Regions from separate parts of the Homo sapiens genome. Here region 1 is linked to region 2. Evidence: chromatin loops called from intact Hi-C (ENCODE). Cell type or tissue: PC-9. All regions are shown on one strand. Each heading gives the region's core, and the rest is flanking DNA. Links, peaks and the distances in the headings are about the cores only.

Region 1 (10,936 bases), core at 3,696-8,695, 300 kb after region 2:
CTGTCTTTGTCAGTTTTATTTCAGACCTAGCCATGAACCCTAGGAGCACTGAGGAAACTTTTCCTCTTGTACACTGGGGATATGGGTTTTTGGAGTCAGTGAAGTGCCCTTCTCATCACAACATATTGGAGGGTACATGATGTCTGCATGACATCACTCGTGATGTTAGTCTTCATCAGTTAGTTAAAGGGGTGTTTGCCAAATTTCTCTACTGTAATATTACTGTTTTTCCCTTCTGGTTCCATACAAGGATTTTTGTCAGTAAGTTACTAAATCTAGCCCGCCTTCAAGTGTGAATGTTGGGGAGATTAATCTCTCCCTCCTAGAGGAGAGAGCATCTACATAGAATATTTGTCAAATCAAAGAGGGGGCTTTCCAGGATGAGGGAAGACAGGTCTTGTCTACTTGGGTATTTGAATAAAAAAAGGAAAAGGGCATTTGTACATCCATGAGAGTTAGCCACGTTTTTTCCTGACTAAGCAATGCCATTTACTGTAATGCTAATTTTCTTTAAATTTAAAAGTATTGTATTGGCATTTTAGTTGCACCTTTACGTTTCTTATTTTTGAGTCATTTTGGGGGGTTATATTTTATATACTATGTCAATTGTCTTAGCCCATTTTCTGTGGCTTATGACAGAATACTTGAAACTGGATAATTTATAGAGAAAATGATTTTTTTCTATTTATTTGCTATTATTATTCCTTAGATACAGGGTCTCTCTCTGTCACTCAGGCTGGAATGCAGTGGTGCATGATAGCTCACTGCACCCTCAAACTACTGGGCTCAGCCTCCTGAGTAGCTAGGACCACTGGTGCATGCCATCATGCCCAGCTAATTAAAATTTTTTTTTTTTTTTTTTTTTTTTTTAGAAACGGGATCTTGCTGTGTTGCTTAGGCTGGTCTCCAACTCCTAGCCTCCAGTAATCCTCCCACCTTTTCCTCCCAAAGCACTGGGATTACAGGCATGAGCCACCATGCCCGGACAGAATTTATTTCTTACAGTTATGGAGGCTGGTCCCAGGTTGAAGGGCCACATCTGGGGTGAGGGCCTTCTTGTCAGTGGGGACTCTCTGCAGAGTCCTGAGGCGGTACAGGGCATCACATGGCAAGGGGGCTGAGCATGCTAGCTGAGGTCTCTCTTCCTCTTCTTATAAAGCCACCAGTCCCCTCACATCACAACCCATTAATTCATTAATCTGTGAATGAATTAGTCCGTTCTTGAGGGTAGGGCCCTATGATTCAATCAATTCTTAATGGCCCCTCCTCTCAATTCCGCCACATTGGGGATTAAGTTTCAACATGAGTTTTAGAGGGGACAAACATTTAAACCATAGCATCAGTAGAGGTGTAAAGTCGTCAAGAGGAGTTGGGAAGAGATGCCTGCAGCCAGCATTTTATAGTATTTCCACCATACAGATATAGTAGATGTAAGTAACCCTAAGAGCATAGTAATAGTAAAATGTGTAAAATAATTAGGCGGTGATGCATTTTAAGCATTTATTACCTTTACTTTTCATATAATTTATTTTATTGTAAGTTTATATCATTTAATAGTGACTTCGTTTAACAACCGGCTCTCAATTTTCCAAAAACTTTCACAAGCAGCTCTTGCCACTAACACTATTATTAGAAAACATCTGGAATGATTCACATAAAACTGTTCACAGTAGCTATCTCTGGAAAATGAGTTGAAAGAGGAACTTTCCCTTTCTCTTTCAGTCCATTCTATACTGTTTGATTTATTTGAAACAAATAAATATGCATTATTCTTGTAATAACAATGTTAAGTTTAAGAATATTATATTAGGAAGATGATTTATAATACCAACTGTGTAAGAGGAGGGGACATTACAACTATATATTTGTTTTTGCATATATATCGGAGGTTAAACAAGAAACTAATAAAAAGCATTATCCCAAGAGAGTGAGGGCAATCAGTCGAATGGGACTGTATTTTTCATATTCTTTTGATATTTGAACCACATAAATGGATGTGTTCCAAAAAGTTTAACAATTAAAAACACTTTAAAAAGATCATCTGCTGCTCCACCCTAAAAAAACACAAGAGAAATTTCTATTAATTATTATTACATATTGAGGACTCTGCCTCTTTGGAGGACAAGTCTCCCTGAAATCATAAACTTTTTCTTTATTTCCATAACAAACTCATGGTCAGGGTGTCTTGAAAATGACTTTAGGGGTGAGTCATTGTTCAGGTATGCAGCTGTGTTAGCACTGGCCTCGAGACTCAGATAATACAGGGCACAATTGTTATAAGCAAACAGCAGTACGTGGATGAAGATATTTTTTCCAGGTAGAAAATGGAAGAGGGCCAGACACCCTTGAAGCGCTCTACCTTTTCATTCCTCTCACGCTGGTGTTAGGAAGGTGTGTTTGACCAGTAGAATGGGTGATGTTTGTTTAAGGCTTACGGAAACGTAGGCACCTGACCAAAATCAATCTCGCAATTTTTTTTTTTTTTTTAGATGGAGTTTCACTCTTTTTGCCCAGGCTGGAGTGCAATGCTGCAACCTCGGCTCACTGCAACCTCCAACTCCCAGGTTCAAGCGATTCTCCTCCCTCAGCTTCCCGAGTAGTTGGGATTACAGTTGTGCACCACCATGCCCGGCTAATTTTGTATTTTTAGTAGAGACAGGGTTTCTCCATGTTGCTCAGGCTGGTCTCAAACTCCTGACCTCAGGTGATCTGTCTGCCTCAGCCTCCCAAAGTGCTGGGATTACAAGTGTGAGCCACCACGCTTGGCCAAGCTCGCAATTTTGAGACCACCTCTTGATTCTCAGAGGAAGAGCAGAGGCCTTCTTCCTATGGTGCACTTGCAGAAGTGACAGTTCTGAATGCCGCGCCCAATTATTCCAGTTGTGTTTAGTTTTCCTTTATAATGCAAACATCTGTTATCTAGCAGGAACCTGAAAAGGATTTGCCTCTGCCTGATTCCTCGACACCTCAAGCCTTTGTTGTAGCCCCACAGAACTAATGACAGACATTTCTCTGCCAGATTACGAGAACTGAATAATATTTTTGGTCAATCAAAATTAATGTTAAAGATCTAGTATGAACTGAACATGAATGTGGTTTACATACATGTATCTCTATTCTCTTTTAAAATCACAGCCATAACACACGAGGATGTCAGTTGCAAACAAGCCCTAAGCCGACTCTTAAAGACTGAAATGACAGCACAAGCTTGCATCAGCCACATTCTCAAAGTCTTTGAAAATGTTCCTTGCAACATTGCACCTCTATAATGTTGTGTCTAGTCAGGCAGGACAAGCCCATGGGCCAACATATAGAAGCTACTGTTATTTTTATTATTGTTAGCATATAAATTTTGAAATTGCATTTTTGTTGGTTTATACATACAGGTTAGAACATAAGAAAATGGTAAGTCACATTAGAAGAAATGATAGGGGCCAGGCGCAGTAGTTCATGCCTATAATCCCAGCACTTTGGGAAGCCAATGCAGGCGGATCACCTGAGGTCAGGGGTTCAAGATCAGCCTGGCCAACATGGTGAAACCCCATCTCTAATAAAACTACAAAAATTAGCAGGGCGTGGTGGCACACACCTGTAGTCCCAGCTACCTAGGAGGCTGAGGCAGGATAATTGCTTGAACCTGAGGGGCGGAGGTTGCAGTGAGCCGAGATCACGCCATTGCACTCCAGCCTGGGTGACAAAGTGAAACTCCGTCTCAAAAAAAAAAAAAAAAAAGAAATGATAGTGTCATAAATTCACCGTTTTTGCTGACATCATAGAAAAAATCAATTCAGGCAGGAATCATCAATAAGTGCCAAAACTACTTGGTGGAAGTTTGAGGAAGAACAGGAGACTTGAGCCTGAGCCTCCAACTATCCTCCCCCAGGTTACTTACTAATTACAGTGGGAAAAATGATAGCCTTACAATGCAGAAATCTGGTGGCAACCATCTAGACAAGTGATCCAAGTTATCAATGAATGGGACAAATCGGCATCACGTGCGTCCTGATGTGAGGCACCAGGAAGGACACAACATCCTTTATCGGTTTTCCTACCCCGAATTATCTGACTCTAATCATGAAAAAAACAACAGGCAAACCCAAAATGATAGAAATTCTACAAACCAGTTGGTTCATATTCTTCAAAAATGTGACTGTCTTGAAAGAAAAAGAGCAGCTGAGGAATTGTTCCTGGTTAAAGAGACATGACAGCTCAATGTGATGCATGATCCTGGATTGGATCCCAGATGAGGAGGAAGAAAAGGGCTGTAAAGGACAATGGAGCAACTGGCAACATTTAAATATGGACTTTATGTTAGATAACAATATCACAGCATTGATGTTAAAATTCCTGAATTTAATCATTGCACTGTGGTTATGTAAGATAATATTCTTGTTCTTAGGAAATATAAGCTGAGGGACCTTCAAAGGGTTCAGAAAATGGTTCAGAAAAAAAAGAGGTGAGAGAGAAAGTAAATGTGGTAAAATGTTAACAATTAGTGAATCTGAGTAAAGGATATAGGGAATTCTTTTAACTATTCTTGCAACTCTTCTGTAAATTTGAAATTACGATTTTTTTTTAAAGTTAACACAGTGACTCACATGACTTCTTGGGAGAGGAAGAAAGTAGCACCATGTTCTAAGTCTTTGCTGAGACACTGGGCCCTGAAACAGAAGCAAGAGTTGGAGCAGGAATGAGCAGCTATCTGGGGTTTCTGTTTGCAGAGATAAGACGAGGTGAAGCTCAGAACTCAAAAGAAATCTAGAAACTAAAGACCTAGCCTCTAGTCTGTAGAGTGAAGTCAGACACCAAAAGAGGTAAGCAAAAGATTCAAACCAGGGAGCAACAACACTTACGGGGTAAGAGAGAAAAGGCAATCAGAGATGTTGGTGGAATAGAGAAGCCAGAGACTAAAAATGGTGAGAGAGGAGAGGGTTTCAGAAAGTAGAGTGTGGTCAGCATTGTCAAAAGCTACTTTATTAGTCAGGGTTCTCTAGAGGGACAGAACTGAGTTTATTAAGTATTAACTCACATAATCACAATGTCCCACAGTAGGCCATCTGCAAGCTGAGGAGCAAGGAAAGCCAGTCCAAGTCCCAAAACTGAAGAACCTGGAGTCTGATGTTCGAGGGCAGGAAGCATCCAGCACAGAAGAAAGATGTAGGCTGGGAGGCTAGGCCAGTCTAGTCTTCTCATGTTTTTCTGCCTGCTTTATATTCTAGCCATGCTGGCAGCTGATTAAAGGTGCCCACCCAGATTAAGGGTGGGTCTGCCTTTCCCAGCCCACTGACTCAAATGTTAATCTTTTTTGGCAACACCCTCACAGACACACCCAGGATCAATACTTTGCATCCTTCAATCCAATCAAGTTGACACTCAGTATTAACCATCACAGCTACCCAGAGAAAAAATTAGCTGGGGTATGGTGGCATGTACCTGTAGTCCCAGCTACTTGGGAGGCTGAGGCAGGAGGATCATCTGAGCCTGGGAGTTGGAGAGGCTGCAATGAACCAAGATTGCACCACTGCACTCCAGCCTGAGTGACAGAGTGAGACCCTGTCACACACACACACACACACACACACACACATACACACACACACACACACAAGGCTACAAAGAGGTCAAGAAGTATTTCATGTAATAATAGTGCATTGATTTGTGAACTAAGAGGCTGTTGTAATAATAAAGGAGACCATATACTGAGCACCTACAATGTACATATTTCCTTCAACTCTCACAGCAACCCCATGTGTCATGGCCATCCCCTTCCACATTAGGCAGGTGAGAAGAGTGAAGCTCATAGAAGTTACGAAGTTTCTGAAGGTGGCACAGCTAATAGTAAGTTGACCAGGAACAAGTGACAAATTTTGAGGTGACAGCATGGCAAAGTGTATATTTTATCTGTTAGTACTTGGGAGCCTGGGTGAAAAAATGGCAAACAGGTTCTTGGAGTGGATTCAGGACTGGGGCATGAAGGAAGACTTCAGCTGGACATGGGGAGGAAAGGGTTTAAAATCAATCTGAAGTGAGTGATTAGGAGTCGAAGCTAGACAGAGAAAAGAAAGGAATTGAGGCCATAAGCAGGCAGGAGGCTGGGGGATGGAAGTCTTGACAAGTGTGAGTCTGACTCACACTGAAAGAAACATTGTACATCACAGATCAGTCATCTCTCCCCCTCATAAATAACTCAAACAGAAGTTTGATAAACAATAGTTACCCTTACCATGCTGGGGAGTTCTGAAAATTCTTGCTTGATTTCTTTTTAGTGATTTATTTTGTCTTTTTTTTTTTTTAATTTTTGTTTTCAATGCTGGCAAGAATCAATAAATTGATTTCCTACGACACAGCCTGTGGTTTGAAAACCACACTCTGGGTAGGGTGTGGCCTGAAGTGTGGTAGCGCTGGGGTGGGGATAGAGGTTAGAATGGTAGCCAGCTGTCTGGTTTGGATCTTTCTCAGCCTTCTTTTCTTGGCTAAGCCTGGCCCCTTACAGTTTTCCCTCAGCTGCTCCTGTGGTCTAAAGCCCTAACTCACCCTCCCAACTCGAATGAGATCCTACTTGGAAACACCTGTGGTACAAAGAATGGTGGCAGGGGGCCAAGTCACAACCGGCCTTGGCCAAGCCAAATGCCTTAGGCATTCTAGACATACATAAATGTCAACATCATACATGGGTATCTGTCAGCTTCCAGGAGAGGAGAGAGAACATGAATCCTCCCTGTTTCAAAGGAATATGGTCAAAAGTGTGGAGTAGCCTTCTTTGGGGCAGATAGTTCTTAATGTCTATGTTAGATTCAATTGACCTCACCTCTTTCTAATCTGAAGGATTTATTATTTGAATGGGTTGAGGACTTAAATGGATTTTATTTTTGGTATCCATCTCTCCTGTTGGGAAACTTCATGACTTATTTCAGAAAAGAAGCCCTGATAGGCGGAAGGTTCCAAACATTAGATGCCAATATGTTTGTTCTCGATGCATGTTGCATGTATATTTATACACCTGTTATAACACGGAGCTTATACAGAGAAAGTCAGTGGAACCTTAGAGGAATGCCTTAGGCATGCACGTATGGCTTTGAGAATTTACATTTGCATATATGAACTCACGGTGCTCTCACCTTCCTAGCTCAAGTTATCAATGATATTTGAAATGACAAATTCAGGGTTATATAATTACTATCCTTTCTTCAAAAAAAACCCATTCAGATTATATTCTTTTTTACTTTCTTTTCTTTTAAATTTTGTGACTGACCTCTCTAATTACTTAGGGTAGTATATGCACTTCTTTTCCCACATGGTATTTTTCACTGCTCTTGAGGAAGCACAACTGTTTTCTGCCATGACCACCTGTGTTATTCATCCCTGTAATCACAGGAAACAAATAACCAATTACAAACCTTTCATTTTCCTTCCTTCCATACCCCTTTCTCTTCACCCACTTATGGGTCCTATAAGTTTTTCCATATTGGTCCTTAAATCACTGGATAATGTTCTGATTAATGTCGAAAATCTTCAGTTATCCTCTCTCCTTCCACAGACCCACTCATTCGGTAAAATGTCCCTGCCCACAGTGCTGACCGACTGATCATTTCAACCATCGCACTACAGTGCCTCTACTAGACAACCCACTAATGACGATTTATAGTGGGTTAAATAGCAGCCCTCCCCCCACCAAAGATCTGTCCATATCAAATCCCTGGAACCTGTGAATGCTAACTTACTTGGGAAAGAGTTTTTTTTGCAGATGTAATTAAGGATCTTGAGATGAGATCATCCTGGATGACCCAGGTGGGCCCTAAATCCAATGAGAAGTGCCCCTATAAGAGAAAGACGAGGAGAAGACACAGACGCAGAGAAGGCGACGTGAAAATGGAAGTGGACATTGAAGTGACGCAGTCACAAACCAAGGAATACCTGGAGCCACTGGAAGCTGAAAGATGCAAGGAAGGATTCTCTCCTTGAGCCTTTGGAGAGAATCCGGCTCTGCCGACACCTTGATATCGGGCTGCTGGCTTCCAAAACATGAGAGCATATATTTCTGTTGTTTTCAGCCCCCAAGTTTGTAGGGATTGGTTACAGCTGCCCCAGGAACATAATACATGATTGAAGACCAGCTTTTAATGTACAAACCCTAGTACAAGGCACTGCAAACCTCAGAGATCTCCACACAAAAATGTAATTTTAACCATTTCAAATTGATTAAACTTCTTTCCGCTCCAGTATAAAAGTTGATACCAAATGACCATGAAGTGTTCATAATATAGAGGTGTTACAAGCCCATCTTTTCGAAATGTGGACCAAGAAATACCAATAAAAGTAAGATTTAGCACCTTCTTGTATGACGTTGCTGCAACACTGATGATGTCAATATGCTTTTTCAGTGACAAGTATGGACAGTCTCTTCTTCGCCCTCCTTCCCTATAGCTACATTTCTAAACAAGAAGGGTCTACAGACTGCCTCATGTGGATGAAATGATTTTACTTCTAATATCTCCCAATTACCTAAGGGTAATTTTCAAACTCCTTAGCCTGGCTCAGGGGCCCTTCACAATCTGGTTCCAGGCTATCTCCTGGCTCAGTGTCTTACCTGGCAAAAACAGAAGCTGGGTGAATCGTAGTTGGATAAATGAATGGATATCTGGCTCAGGCCGGATACGGCTGTTCATTCGCACAGGTTTTCCTCTCCCATAGACCAAGAGTAGGCCCGGGCCTTATTCAACTTCCTATTCCAGCAACTTGGAAAGAGCCAGGCAGACACTAGGTGCTCAGTAAACGTTTGTTGAGTAAAGAATGACTCTTTCTAATTAGCCAGGCATGGTGGTACACACCTGTGGTCCCAGCTACTCAGGAGGCTGAGGTGGGAGGATTGCTTGAGTCTGGGAGGTCGAGGCTGCAATGAGCCATGATCGTGCCACTGCACTTACACTACAGCCTGGGTGACAGAGTGAGACCCTGCCTCAAAAAAAAAAAGAATGACTCTACCCTCCAAGTAAGCAAGTCATTTTAAGTAGAAACAACCATGTGGCATTCCATATATATTTTTTAATCTTTTGAAATATTTTTGTTTCTAGATTAAGAAAATGCTATCACAAAGTCTCTGTGTGGTCAAAGGTATCAGCCACTTACAGCGCTCAATGTGGTAATGAGGAAAGGCATAATTTCCTGTGGTTTGACAATAACGTGACAGGAATAGCTCCAACTGCTTTGAATAGATTATTGTCCCCCTCCATTGAAGTTCCAAACTGTGGAATCCTACTAAACAAATGTGACCAGCCCTCAGCCAGCCAGGTGCTGTGCTTATGGATACACGTGGTCATCATGTTGCTTGGTTCTCTGAGGGATTTCAAAATTTGAGCAACCATTTCAGCCCCCAGTAATCATACAGTTGAATTGGAAAGAGAAGGCAAACAGAGGAAGGGGAAGGATTTAGCAGTAAGAAGTGTTTCTCTGGAGATTCAACATCTAAGCCACAAAATCCTAGCAAAAGATAGATTTTAAAATGCTATCTATCCAGGTTGGGTGTGGTGGCTCACACCTGTAATCCCAGCACTTTGGGAGGTGGAGGCAGGGGGATCACTTGAGGCCATGAGCTTGAGACCAGCCTGAACAACATAACAAAACTCTGTCTCTACAAAAAGAAAAAAAAAAATTTTTTTTAAATTAGCCAGGGCTGGTGGCACATGCCTGTAGTCCTAGCTACTCAGGAGGCTGAGGTGGGAGGATCACTTGAGCCCAGGAGTTTGAGGCTATAGTGCAGCTATAATAGGGCCACTGCACTCCAGCCTGGGCAATAGAGCAAGACCCTGCCCAGAAAAACAACAACAACAACAAAACGCTATTCATTCAGTCCATTTTTAGACCTTGGGCATTCCTCAGCAAGGATTCTCAAAAAATAACAGGCAAGAGTTATCATGCCCAATCTTTCTATGCTAATAGAATATTTGATTGCAAGGTGAAGAATCAGTTTCCTTCAAAATTCACTCACCATTGAACTTTTGGAGGGATTTGAATTAATCATTCTAGATACATTTGGAAAAATGGCCACTGTAAAGCAAAGAATAGGTATTAAACCTCATTTAGAAATCCAAAGCCCTTAGACTCATCATGTACCCTAAAAATGGAAAAGAATAATTTCTTAGTATTTTCCACTTGGAGTCAGATGAAAAATGCATTTAACTAATGGAGGGCACAGGAGGGCAGGGACTACATCTTATTTACAACCGTGTCTCTGTGGCAAATGAATTACCTGGCATGAACTGGTGGAGTGAACTAATGATCCAGTGCTCTGGCTTCATAATATGGAGTTGGCTATAAGTATTGATTCAAATCAGCACAGCCGGCCAGGCGCGTTGGCTCAAGCCTGTAATCCTAGCACTTTGGGAGGCCGAGGCGGGCGGATTGCCTGAGCTCAGGAGTTCGAGACCAGCCTAGGCAACATGGTGAAACCCCCGTCTCTGTTAAAATACAGAAAAAAAAAAAAAATTAGCCCAGCATGGCAGCATGCGTCTGTAGTCCCAGCTACTTGGGAGGCTGAGGCAGGAGAATTGCTTGAACCCAGGAGGTGGAGGTTGCAGTGAGCCGAGATTGTGCCACTGCACTCCAGCCTGGCGACAGAGTGAGACTCCATCTCAAAAAACAAAAACAAAAACAAAAAACTCAGCACAACCAAAGTCAGGCAAATTGCTGTTCAAAGCTCTTTAAATATATTTGTTAAAAACATATTTAAAATTGTGATGTCTAACATGACATTCACATGTTCAAAGGGACCCCCAAACCAGCATGTTAAATGAAGTCTCGACTGGGCGTGGTCGCTCACACCTGTAACCCCAGCTCTTTGGGAGGCTGAGGCAGTTGGATTGCTTGAGCTCGGGAGTTTGAGACGAGCCTGGGCAACATGGCGAAATAAAAAATAAAAAAAAAAAAATTAGCCAGGCAT
Region 2 (10,936 bases), core at 3,766-8,765:
GTTTCATAAGTAAAGAGTATAATGAGGTAGCCACTGAGAGCCAGAGCCAATAAAACAGTCACTTTTGTCTCGACCCAAGAATCCTGCCTAGACTTGCAGGAACTAAATACTTTCCAAGGGAAGGGACTGGAGAGAATGCAGCATTGTGATTACCAGCAACAAAGAGCAGCTTTGGGATGCTGGTACTTCTCTCTCCTCACATGGATGCTACCGCTCTTTCTAGTTTAAAATGATGGCAGCCCTGAAGAATTTATGCCCTGTTACATTATAGCATAGAATGAATATATAGGGGTACTTCCATAATTGAGTTTGCATATAAATGTGATCTGCCTCAGAAAATTCAAACTATGAAAACCTAATGTGAAAGTAGGTGAAATATTTGTATTTCAGAAGCCACTCCACCCAGGGGTCCAAGAGTCATGTCCTATTTTCTCTACGTTCTCATTTCTTACTCGACAAACTCAATCAAACTGGCTTCTGCCCCAACCACTGCATGAAAATGGCTCATACCAGAATATTAATAACGTCTTGACTCTATATTTTAAAAATTGTAAAGTTTAAAATTTTTTAAACTTGTATTTTGAAATCATTTCAAATGTGTAGATGTGCAAGAACAGTACAAAGAACTCCCATATGCCCTTTATCCAGCTTCACCAGTTATTAATGTTTTGCCACATTTGCTCTCTCTCTCATATATATATACACATATGGGTAAATGTGTATATCTGTATGTATATATGTATATATATGTATACAGTATATGGGTGTGTCCCTTTCCCCAGTGGTACTTCAGTATTTTCTAAGAACAATGCCATTCTCTAATGTAACCACAGTGCAATTCTCAAATTTAGAAAATTTAATAGTGATATAAATATTACTATTATCTAGCATATTTATTTTAATGAATCTCAACAATTTTTAAGGGAACTAAATTATTTTTATTAAAAAGTATTTTTAAAAAATGAAATAGATTAATATTCAAATTATTTTTAACATTTGCAGGGCTTTTAAACCATATTTACAGTAATTATTCAGATGTCCTAATTTAATTGAATTTTACACTCACCACCAGGACTTGTACCACATACTTCTACTTCCAAAGTCTTTATTTTGCCAGCTGCAGTGGCTCACACCTGTAATCCTAACACTTCGAGAGTCTGAGGAGGGCGGATCACTTGAGGTCAGGAGTTCGAGACCAGCCTGGCCAACATGGTGAAACCCAATCTCTATTAAAAATACAAAAAAACTAGCCAGGTGTGGTGGTGCACGCCTGTAATCCCAGCTACTTAGGAGGGTGAGGAGGGAGGATCACCTGAACCAGGGAAGCAGAGGTTGCAGTGAGCCGAGATGGCACCACGGTACCCCAGCCTGGGCAACAAAACAAGATTCAATCTCAAAAAAAGAAAAAAAAAAAAAGAAAAAAAAGAAAAGAAAGTCTTTATTTTGATTAATCTTTTGGTCATGTATAGTACATCTGTGAATAAATTTTTTCAGAGCCCATATATAAGCAAGAATTATTTCTGTGGCTTTCACATGTGACTTGATATAGAATTACACACAGCCGTCTCTTTCAAAATATATATATGTTGCTTCGTATATCCTGTATCATGTGACACTCAGGCAAAGTCTGATTATGTACTTTGTGGATAATCTTTCCTTTTTTCTGGAAATCTATGGCATTCTTTTCCTTTCAAATTTAAAACGTTATTGTTCCCACTCAGGTACCGGGCAATTTTTGTCAATTTTGCTTTGACCATGACAGGGCCTTTTCATCTGAAGATGAAACATTTTTCTCGAGCTCAAGAAAACTTTATTCTCTTCTTCAAATATTTCTTATTTTCCCTTTATTCCAGTTTTCTTTTCAACATGTCGGTAATCCATATATTGGATCTCTAGTGTCTGTCTCATATGCTTTCTCTTAGGCTCTCAGACTACATAGGTCTGACGAAAAATGTGGCATACTTTTGAGTTTGAAACTTCCTAGTATAGTTCATCTCCTGCCAAAAGCTGGAGCAGTTAATACTGTGACTGGCACCTACCTTGCCCTCCTTTCTAATGTACGATGTAAACTAAATGCGTTCAAGTGACAGAAAGGTTTCTGTTTCGTTTTTTTTTTTTTTTTTTTTTTTGAGATGGAGTCTCGCTCTGTCTCCCAGGCTGAAGTAGAGCATCAGCGCCATCTTGGCTCACTGCGGCCTCTGCCTCCTGGGCTTAAGTGGCCCTCCCATCTCGGCTTCCCCAGTAGCTGGGACTATAGGCACACACCACCACGCCTGTCTAATTTTTGTATTTTTTGTAGAGATGGGGTTTCACCATGTTGCCCAGGCTGGTCTTGAGCTCCTGGGCTCAAGCCATCTGCCCACCTCAACCTCCCCAAGTGCCGGGATTACCGGCGTGAGGAACCACGCCCGGCCAAGTTTTTGAGGCTTCTTATTTTATAGAGTTGGGTGAGGGTTGAAGCTACCAACCATGTTTCTTCAGATAGGGAGCTTTCAGATACCTCTGATAGAGATGACCAGCAGCAGTCCACTCCCTCAGCCACATCTGAGTAGGCGGACGGTTTTATGCGGGTGCACAGGAAAACTGCCATGTTGATCTCCGCGAGCCAGACGCTCCAGTCATGCAGTGCCCGGATGTCACGCAAGCACTTGAAATGCACGCAGGCGCAGAAAGTGGCGGGGGGGGTGCGGGGGGATGTCACGCAAGCACTTGAAATGCACGCAGGCGCAGAAAGTGGCGGGGGGGCGCGGGGGGGCGCGGGGGGGTGCAGGGCGGCCTGTGGCACGAGGACATGGCCGGACTCTGCAGCCTATGGAGCTGACGAGGTGACAGTGGGCTGCAAGAGGAGCGCCTCAGTTCACCACCACGCCCCACAGTCCAGGACCCACTGCATTTCAGTGCCGTGTCCTATTAGACAGTTTTGAATAATACAGGACAGTTGTTTTGTGCCAGGTACTTCCATTTGGGGTTGTCTGATGTTTTCTCTTGATTAGAATCAGGTTATGAATTTTTGGTAGGAGAACTTTATAAGTGAAGTTGTGTCCTTATCAGCGTATTGTATCAGGAGGCACACAACATCACTTTGGTATTGATGAATCATTTGGTTAAGGTGGTGTCCTCCAGATTTGTCCACTGTAAAGGTACCTTTTCCCCATTTGCAATTAATAGGACCATTAATAAGGAGACATTTTGAGACTGAAAACCATAGCTTCTTTGGTTCCTGTTGTCCCTGTCTACTTCACGGGCACTTTTATGACAATATGTTAAGGACCAACCTTTTTAGCTTCATCCCACCTTGCTCTTTTTCTAAATGTCCTCTCTCAGCTAGTGGTATCATCATCTGCCCAGAGTCCCCAGATAAAAATATCAGGTATTTTTAACTTCTCCTTTTCCCCACACCCAAGTAAGCAACAAGTCCTGATTCTGTCTCAGAAACATCTCCCAAATCAGGCACCTCCTCTACTTAAACACTTAAACAACAGCCTCCAAACCAGCGTCTGTACTTTCAGAATATTCTGTCTATTCTAGGCCATCCTCCATGCTATGCCTAGAATTATTTACCCTGAACCTAAACCTAATGAGGTCACTCCTTGCCCTGCTTAAAATCTCTTATCTATTATTATCTGTTTGTTGATCTCACTTTATATATATATATATATATATATATATATACACATATATACAGAAAGTAAATGTTCAGGATCTATAGAATATCATCCAAGGCTCCATAGTTTGTCCCCAAGCTACCTCCTCATCCTCCTAATCCAGGCACCCCCCTTTTCCCCGAAACTCTGGTCAAAATGAATCATCACTCCCCAAACATTTCAAGTTCATTCAGAACCTTATGTCTCAGACCCTGTTATTCCCTCAATTTGGGATGCCCTTCCTTCGTTTATTCCTGTCACGCTCTCAGTTGGTCTTTTCAGACCTCTAGGAGATATAACCTTGTCTTTGAAGATTCTCCTATCCCCTTCCTCACAGCAGTTAGTCGTCCTCTGTCTAGGCCTATAAACTCCTCAATTGTCAAAACTGTTTCTCACTCAATATTGTACCTCCAAAACCTAGACAGTTCATAGTTGGTATTTAAGAAATGTTTTTTGAGTAAGTGAAGAATAGTGCAGCTGACAGTAAGCCTCAACAGTTGTCTGAAGAAACATGGCACTGAATATAAAGCTTTGTATATAACTGCATGAAAAATATATTTGTATCACAAAAACTATAACAATATATCTAGCCTCAAATGCATGTCAGCTTCCATTTCCAAACTTGCTTAATTTACAACTTAGTAGGCTTAACATCATTAAATAAGTTCAGGATGAGCAAGTAAATTTCCTCTTCACATAAACATATACTAACTGATTGACCGAGAGACTATTTTGAGTAAGATTCAAGTTCCGTTTTAAGGATTCTTCCCTTGATAGTAAATGTTAGCTTTTAAAATGTATGAGTCTTACCAAGTTGAATAAAACTTAGTTTCAGCCAGGTGCAGTGGCTCACACCTGTAATCCCAGTACATTGGGAGGCCGACGTGGGTGGATCCCTTGAGACCAGGAGTTCAAGACCAGCCTGGGCAACATGATGAGACCCCCATCTCTACAGAAAATTTTAAAAATTAGCCAGGCATGGTGTTGTGTGCCTGTGGTCCTAGATACTTGAGAGGTTGAGGAGGAAGAATCACTTGAGCCCACGAGTTCAAGGCTGCTGTGAGCCACGTTCGTGTCCCTGAATTCCAGCCTGGGTGACAGAGCAAGACCCTGTTTCAAAAACAAACAAACAAACAAAAAACAAAAACAACTTAGTTTCTAACCTCAGTAATAAACCAAGATTTATTTATAAAAGTAGGAGAATAATACCTGTCTCCCAGAAGGATATTGAGAGATACTGATTAAATTGAATAAGAAAAACATGTCTGAAAACAATTTGAATTGTAAAACAGCATACTAATATAACGTACTTTCTGACTCTCCAGTGAGTGTTGGCTATGATGATGTTAATGTTTTGCACTTAAAATATCCCCAGTTCTCTCTTTCCACTGTATTGTTATGATATTCTAGAGTAGCGCTTCTCAAATTTCAATGTACATACAAATCAACGGAGATTCTTGTTAAAATGTAAATTCTTATTCAGTAAGGCTGGGTTAAGACCCAAGATTCTACATATCTATGAAGCTCCTGAAGGCTGCTAGTCCGGCTTGTTTGAGGACCCCACTTTGAGGAGCAGAAGCCTTAATCAGAGGTTCCCAACGTTAGGTTCATCCAAAGAGTTTTCTAAAAGGTGTACCTAATCAGAACTTCCAAGGAAGAGGGTCCAGTTGGCTGTATGTCTAATCACTCTTCTTCTCCACGTGATTCTTAGGTGACCAGAACAATACCAGTAAATGGATAGTTACGGGGTTCAGGATATGCTACCCCCAAAAATGGCACCTTGGCATTTGAAATAATAGCAGAAGCAGGAAGGTTTCTCTTGGCTTTCTTTCACCGTTCTCCCCTGAAGCAGGCCATAAAAGAATTATCTGACCTTCCTCTAAAGTAGGCCATAAAACCTTCATTCCAGAGGTGTCCTTTCTATACCTGAGGAAAGGAATGTCCCTATCTCTGAAGGCAAAGGAACACAAAAAAGAATCTGAACAAACATGCCTTGCTAAGTTCCCTCTAGTTTATTACCATTAGACTGTCAACCTTAAATAATATGACTCAGAAAATATAATCAACTGTGCTTATTCGAGTTTATTTGAGTGCAAAGCTTGAGGATGGACACCCAGAAACACTGACTATAAAAGAATGGGTCAGCGTTCCAAAGTGGGAAAGTTAAGGTTTCACTTATATAGGCAGTTAACAGAGTTGCAACATTTTCCATACAAGGTCAATATATATGGTATAGCAGTTTGGTTGGTTATAGTTTGCTACATTCCAAGGTAGGTTGCTTTAGCATTCTGTGAGGAGGGGTGATGATCTGAAGGGGGTCTTATCTCTGGTGCCACAAGGCCTTTCCTAATGATTTGCAGGAAAAAGTAGAAGTTGCAGCTGCATGCTACATGACTCATGCCACATAGTCACATTCCTCTCAAAGCTCAAAATAATTTAAAGTTCCAACAGCTTTAAGTCTGAATGATTTAATTTTACAAGATCGTACCCTTTTGTCCCCCAATAATACTTATGCACAACTATCTATAAAAAGTTTGCCCTGTTTCTTTGAGTATTCATTTCTGAAGACTCCCATGTCGTGTAAAATTTATATTAAACAGATTTGTATGGTTTTCTCTCATTAATCTGTCTTGTATTATAGATGCCACAGCCATGACCCTTACAATGGGTGAGAATTTTTTTCTACCCTACAATGAATATTTGAATGTTCTACAATCTAGGTACTCAAACTGTGGCCCAAGTGCTGGTAGCATTAGCATCAACTGGAAGCTTGTTAGAAATGTAGAATCTCAGATCTCACCCCAGAATGGACTATGGACTCAGAATCTGCATTTTAATAAGATTCACAATTCACAGGTAACGTGTGTAATGTGTATGTTAATTCTAAGAAGCACTATTTTTAATTACATCTTATGTTCAAAATTCATTATTTCTCTCACTGTTTCAGAATCACCAAGAACCATAAACCGAGGATACTGCGCGCGCGCGCGTGTTTGTGTGTGTGTGTGTGTGTGTGTGTGTGTGTGTGTGTGTATGTAAGGGTAGTTATTTTAACAGATGTCACCCGAGCCTTTGGAGCAGCTTTACTTAGGATTACATTGATTGAGTGCTTTAGGTGTAGAGAATGAAACTCTGAGGACATGATCTGAAAGGAGATAGTGAAACAAGGAAATAGTTCAAATTCTTTGTATGTAACATGAACTGGAATTGAAAGCTGAAATAGGAGAAGAGATGAAGGTCAGAGTCCTTTCTTTAATATATGAATACATAATAATCATATTTTAAATGATTGCTTTTTAGTATAGAGATTTATACTTCCTCTTCCCTTGTCATTCCAAATGTTCATTCACTAAATTGTACTCTCATGTGAAAATGCTTGGGATATTTGAGGAAATTGAGTTAATCAAGTTTCGGGAATTCAAGTCAGTTTCAGGTCAATTACAAAGAGGTGGGTGGGGGTGATCTTAGCTGATGTCTGATGAACACCAGCTAGTTAATTCTATATAATCATACATAAAACAAACAGACTTTTATTCATAGTAGTTTGTAATGTATTCATATCCAGATTGCCCTGATCACAAATAAATTGGTCAAAGTGCTAGAAATATTACATAAGAAATAATTTAAAATGTTCCGTATGTACTGAAATATGTTGAGAAAATTTCTACCAAAGCCCAAGTTGTGTCCTAGTAGTAAAGTAGAAATACTGTTGTTGAAACATTGAGTGTATCATGGCTTGGAGCCCTGAGAAAGTTGCAATTTCCAAAATTGCTTGATTCGCTGAGTTAATTTAGTTATTAGAATAACCTGAGTCATTGCTAGAACTTTAACTAGAATAATGCATCTCGATTGAGGTTTTTTCCTCCTCCTTTACCTTCCACTTTCAGGAAAAAGAAAGAAAGTTATGACTAGCAAAGTTATTTTCCAAAGAGTTATTCCTAAAAACATATTTCAGATGACATTAACACCTAGTATGGAGTATTTTCCAAATAGTAAACAATGAAAATATCCCTGTTATTAGGAGAAAAATAGTACTTTATTTTAAGACGTACAGCATTTATCTTTACCAGTTAAGGTAAAGTATGCGATAACACATAAACCCCAAATCTCAGTGGCTTAAGAAAATAGAAGTGTATTTCCTTTTCATGTAAGGTCCAAAAGAGGTATTCCTGATAGATGGGTAACATTCCTCCAAGCGATAATTTTGGTACCCAGGCTTCTTGCATCTTGTGGCTTTGCATTTTTTAACATAGGACTTACAAGGTCACGGTGACACAGGATTTTTCACAGCCCCTTTGCCAGACTTGCAGCAGGGGGCACACCCTCTACACGGCCCACCGGGCCACATCTGGCTTGCATTCCGGCCTGTAACTCCTGCAGCTGCACAACTGCATCCTCAGCCCCTAGGGGGAGGGAACACATGAGTGAGTGAGTGTGGGGTCCAGCTGGCCACTCCAAGTGCCGACACAGAAGCAAGTTCCATGCAGGGCCTGCCGCCAGACCAGGCATGTTGCCCCAAGGGGAATGTGGTGGTACCCAGGCAGGGGTGCCTGTGACCCCAAAGCCCCAGAGTGGCTGTTACAGTGTGCTAATTAGCTCTTTTTGTTCTGCTGTTCACAGCCAGATGGACTGCAGTATGTTAGCAGCTAGTCAGCCTATTGTCCCCCTCTGGCCCACAGCTCCAGGACCAGCATGGCTCTGGGACTGGTTTGGCCCTGCCACTGCTTCTGTTTTGTGCGGCGCTGCCCCCCCACTGGTGAGGGCAGAGGGCCAGTGCCACAGCCTTTCTGGGTACCCACATTCAGTGGGTCTAGAGCTCTTGTCCCGCATCCAAGAAGAATGAGGTCATGCTGACTGTTGAAGGGTGATGAGGGCAGAGAATTTTATTGAGTGACGAAACAGCTCTCAGTGGAGAGGGGATGGGAAGATTGAGTTGTCTCTTCCCTGAAGTCAGGTCGTCTCTCCCCCAAAATCAGGTCATCTCTCCCCTGAAGTCAGTTGGCCTCTACCCCAAAGTCAGGTCACCTTTCCCCCAAAGTGAGATCATCTCTTCCTCAAAGTCAGGTCATCTCTTACCCCAGTGTGGCTGAGTCTGGATTTTTTATAGGCACAGGATAGGGGAGGGGCAGGCCGTAGGTAGCATTGGAAAAGGCAACATTCAGTTGGTGTGTGAGTATGCAAAAACAGTTAAAACAAAGGCACCAATCAAAGGTGGGCACAGTGTAAAAACAATAAGGGAAGAGTAGGTATATGTAAAATCGGTGAAAGGTGGGGATAAATCAAAGGAAAGCACACCAAATGGGACGACAGGTTCTCAATCTGGTCTGTGGATTTGACTTGTAACTTGGCCTTCAGGCTTTAAACAAGCCAAAGACAGGCTTGAAGGTGGGGTTTCACTAGGGACCTGCCCCTGTCTGCCTAGGCATTTGTCTGCCTCCTGCTGCTATCAGCAGCCAATAAGAAAGAACATGGAGGATGGTGCCTGGAGGTTTTTAATGGGCTAGACCTGAAAGTCACTCATTTTACTTCTGTCGGCATTCCATTGACCAGGATGCAGTCACATGACCACACTTAACTGCAAGGACAGCTGGGAAATGTAGCCTGGCTGGGTGCCCAGGAGGCAGAGGAGAGGGGTTTTTTTCAACAACTAGCTAGTCTATGCCAAGAAGATCTGTTCTTCTGTGCCTCCTTTATCAATTTTTGAAGCCCTAGTCAGTGAAAAGTTATGGTCATAATTATGCATCCACTACTGAATTCATAACTATAAAACAAAAACCTCACTGAATTAATGCATGGTATTAACCAAAGTATGAAACCAAGGGTTGAAAACAATTTTTTAAGTTCATCTTGAGCTGGATAAAAATTAAATTGAAATATGCCTGTTTCTGGAGACTTGCAGCTAATTCAAATGTCACTGTCATTATCATGTGGAGAGCTGTCACTTTACTTCATCTGGAAGAGTCACTTGGTACCATGGATCCTTAGAAATGCTATGTGCATAAATAAATGTTGCCTCCAATTGCTTGACAAAGGCAAGCGGCCCAAAGAAAAAGCCACTCAGGTGGAGACAATTAAATGTGATTGCAATTGAATGACTCAGCTGGGGATGGGGAATCACAAGACCTAGGAGAGAAGGAATTGTGTAGGAGTGGAATTGTGTGATCAAACCTAGGAAACAGTTGGCTAATCTCAGAGCAATCAGTCTAAAGGCTTTTCATGTAAATGTAGAATCAGAGATTTGAGGAAAACACAAGGGTCTAGGAAAGCAGGCCCTATATAGCAGTAGCCAAATGGAGTAAGAAAAGACAAACAACTGAAACAGTTTCTTCTTTATGACATGGGTAGCATGTCCATTAAATTTCTAAAGCTGCACACACCTCTTTGTTTGTGATGAAAGAGGTCAGGAAATCTCATGGACTGTGCATAAATGAAAGAAAGTGCCTGGCAAGTCATCTTATTTCCTCTTTTAGTGTTATCTCCAGATGCCCTCCTGTGAGGTGACTTAAGAAGGCAGCCCTTCCTGAAAGAGGAAGCACACAATGATAACAGCTGCCATTACTGAGCATACAGCATTGTAAACCAAAAATCAAGCCATGCAACAGACTGATGGGCCCTCCCCTTGGCCAAGGGCATTCCAAAGTTAACCTAAAAAACCAGTTCAGGCCGTGATGGGAAGTAGGGGTCGGACATGCCTCATTACACCCTCCTCCCATTGGAATCTGGGCACAGCTGACCAGCATTAACATTAAAACAGAGCCCTTAAGACTGATAGAACAGTCAAAAAGAGTTTGAATCTTTTTGTTGACGGCATGGACCAGGTACACAACTAGGTACTTACCCATGTTATCCCCATTTCAGGCAATGATTACTTTTGAAAGCAGCTAACTTGCTAATTATATTTCTTATTTTTCCTGATAGTGCTAAATAAATAAGATATATCAAAACCATTTAAAAATAGCAATTCTGGAGAGATAGCTTCCCTTCCTCTCTAAGTGTGATAGAAGATGGTTCGTCAAAGATGGATATATTTAGAGATATAAACTAAACTTGCTGGTAGAAATATTAAAAATATTTAAATGGGTCAACTTGAATTAAGCAGTTTTTGCTACTCTCAGGAGTTATTTTCTAAAGAATTCATTAGTGACGAAAAAATATTGTGAGAGAAGTGCTGAAAACATATTGTGAGAGAAGTTATCACTCAAGCTCTATGTATTTATTCCTATATAGGGCTAGGCACTAGGCTTATATGAGATTAAAAGCATGGTCATAGCTTGTCTGGAGTCTTCAATTTG

What was found. A loop is a pair of places that touch in the nucleus more often than their neighbours do. Peaks named below come from ENCODE experiments on the same cell type or tissue, not always from the same donor. Only the 100,000 strongest peaks of a DNase experiment are listed, where the experiment ranks them.
Region 1: it touches region 2 in a loop (11-fold over the local background); 8 of 110 quality-filtered maps call a loop at or near these places.

Annotation. Positions count from the first base shown.
Region 1 is chrX:12,980,376-12,991,311 of GRCh38, reverse strand. No RefSeq gene overlaps it. Among named protein-coding and RNA genes, the nearest start is that of TMSB4X, 11 kb to the right of the region's middle. RefSeq lists a silencer at 3,935-4,131, a cis regulatory region at 5,950-6,611 and an enhancer at 6,536-6,715. In PC-9, for the core only: no CTCF peak of the experiment used is centred there; DNase peaks (open chromatin) are centred at 6,161 and 6,541; H3K4me3 peaks cover 658 bases; H3K27ac peaks cover 3,206 bases.
Region 2 is chrX:13,282,993-13,293,928 of GRCh38, reverse strand. All of the region lies in intron 1 of LINC02154 (long intergenic non-protein coding RNA 2154), which reads left to right. Among named protein-coding and RNA genes, the nearest start is that of LINC02154, 15 kb to the left of the region's middle. In PC-9, for the core only: no CTCF peak of the experiment used is centred there; a DNase peak (open chromatin) is centred at 6,838; H3K27ac peaks cover 2,275 bases.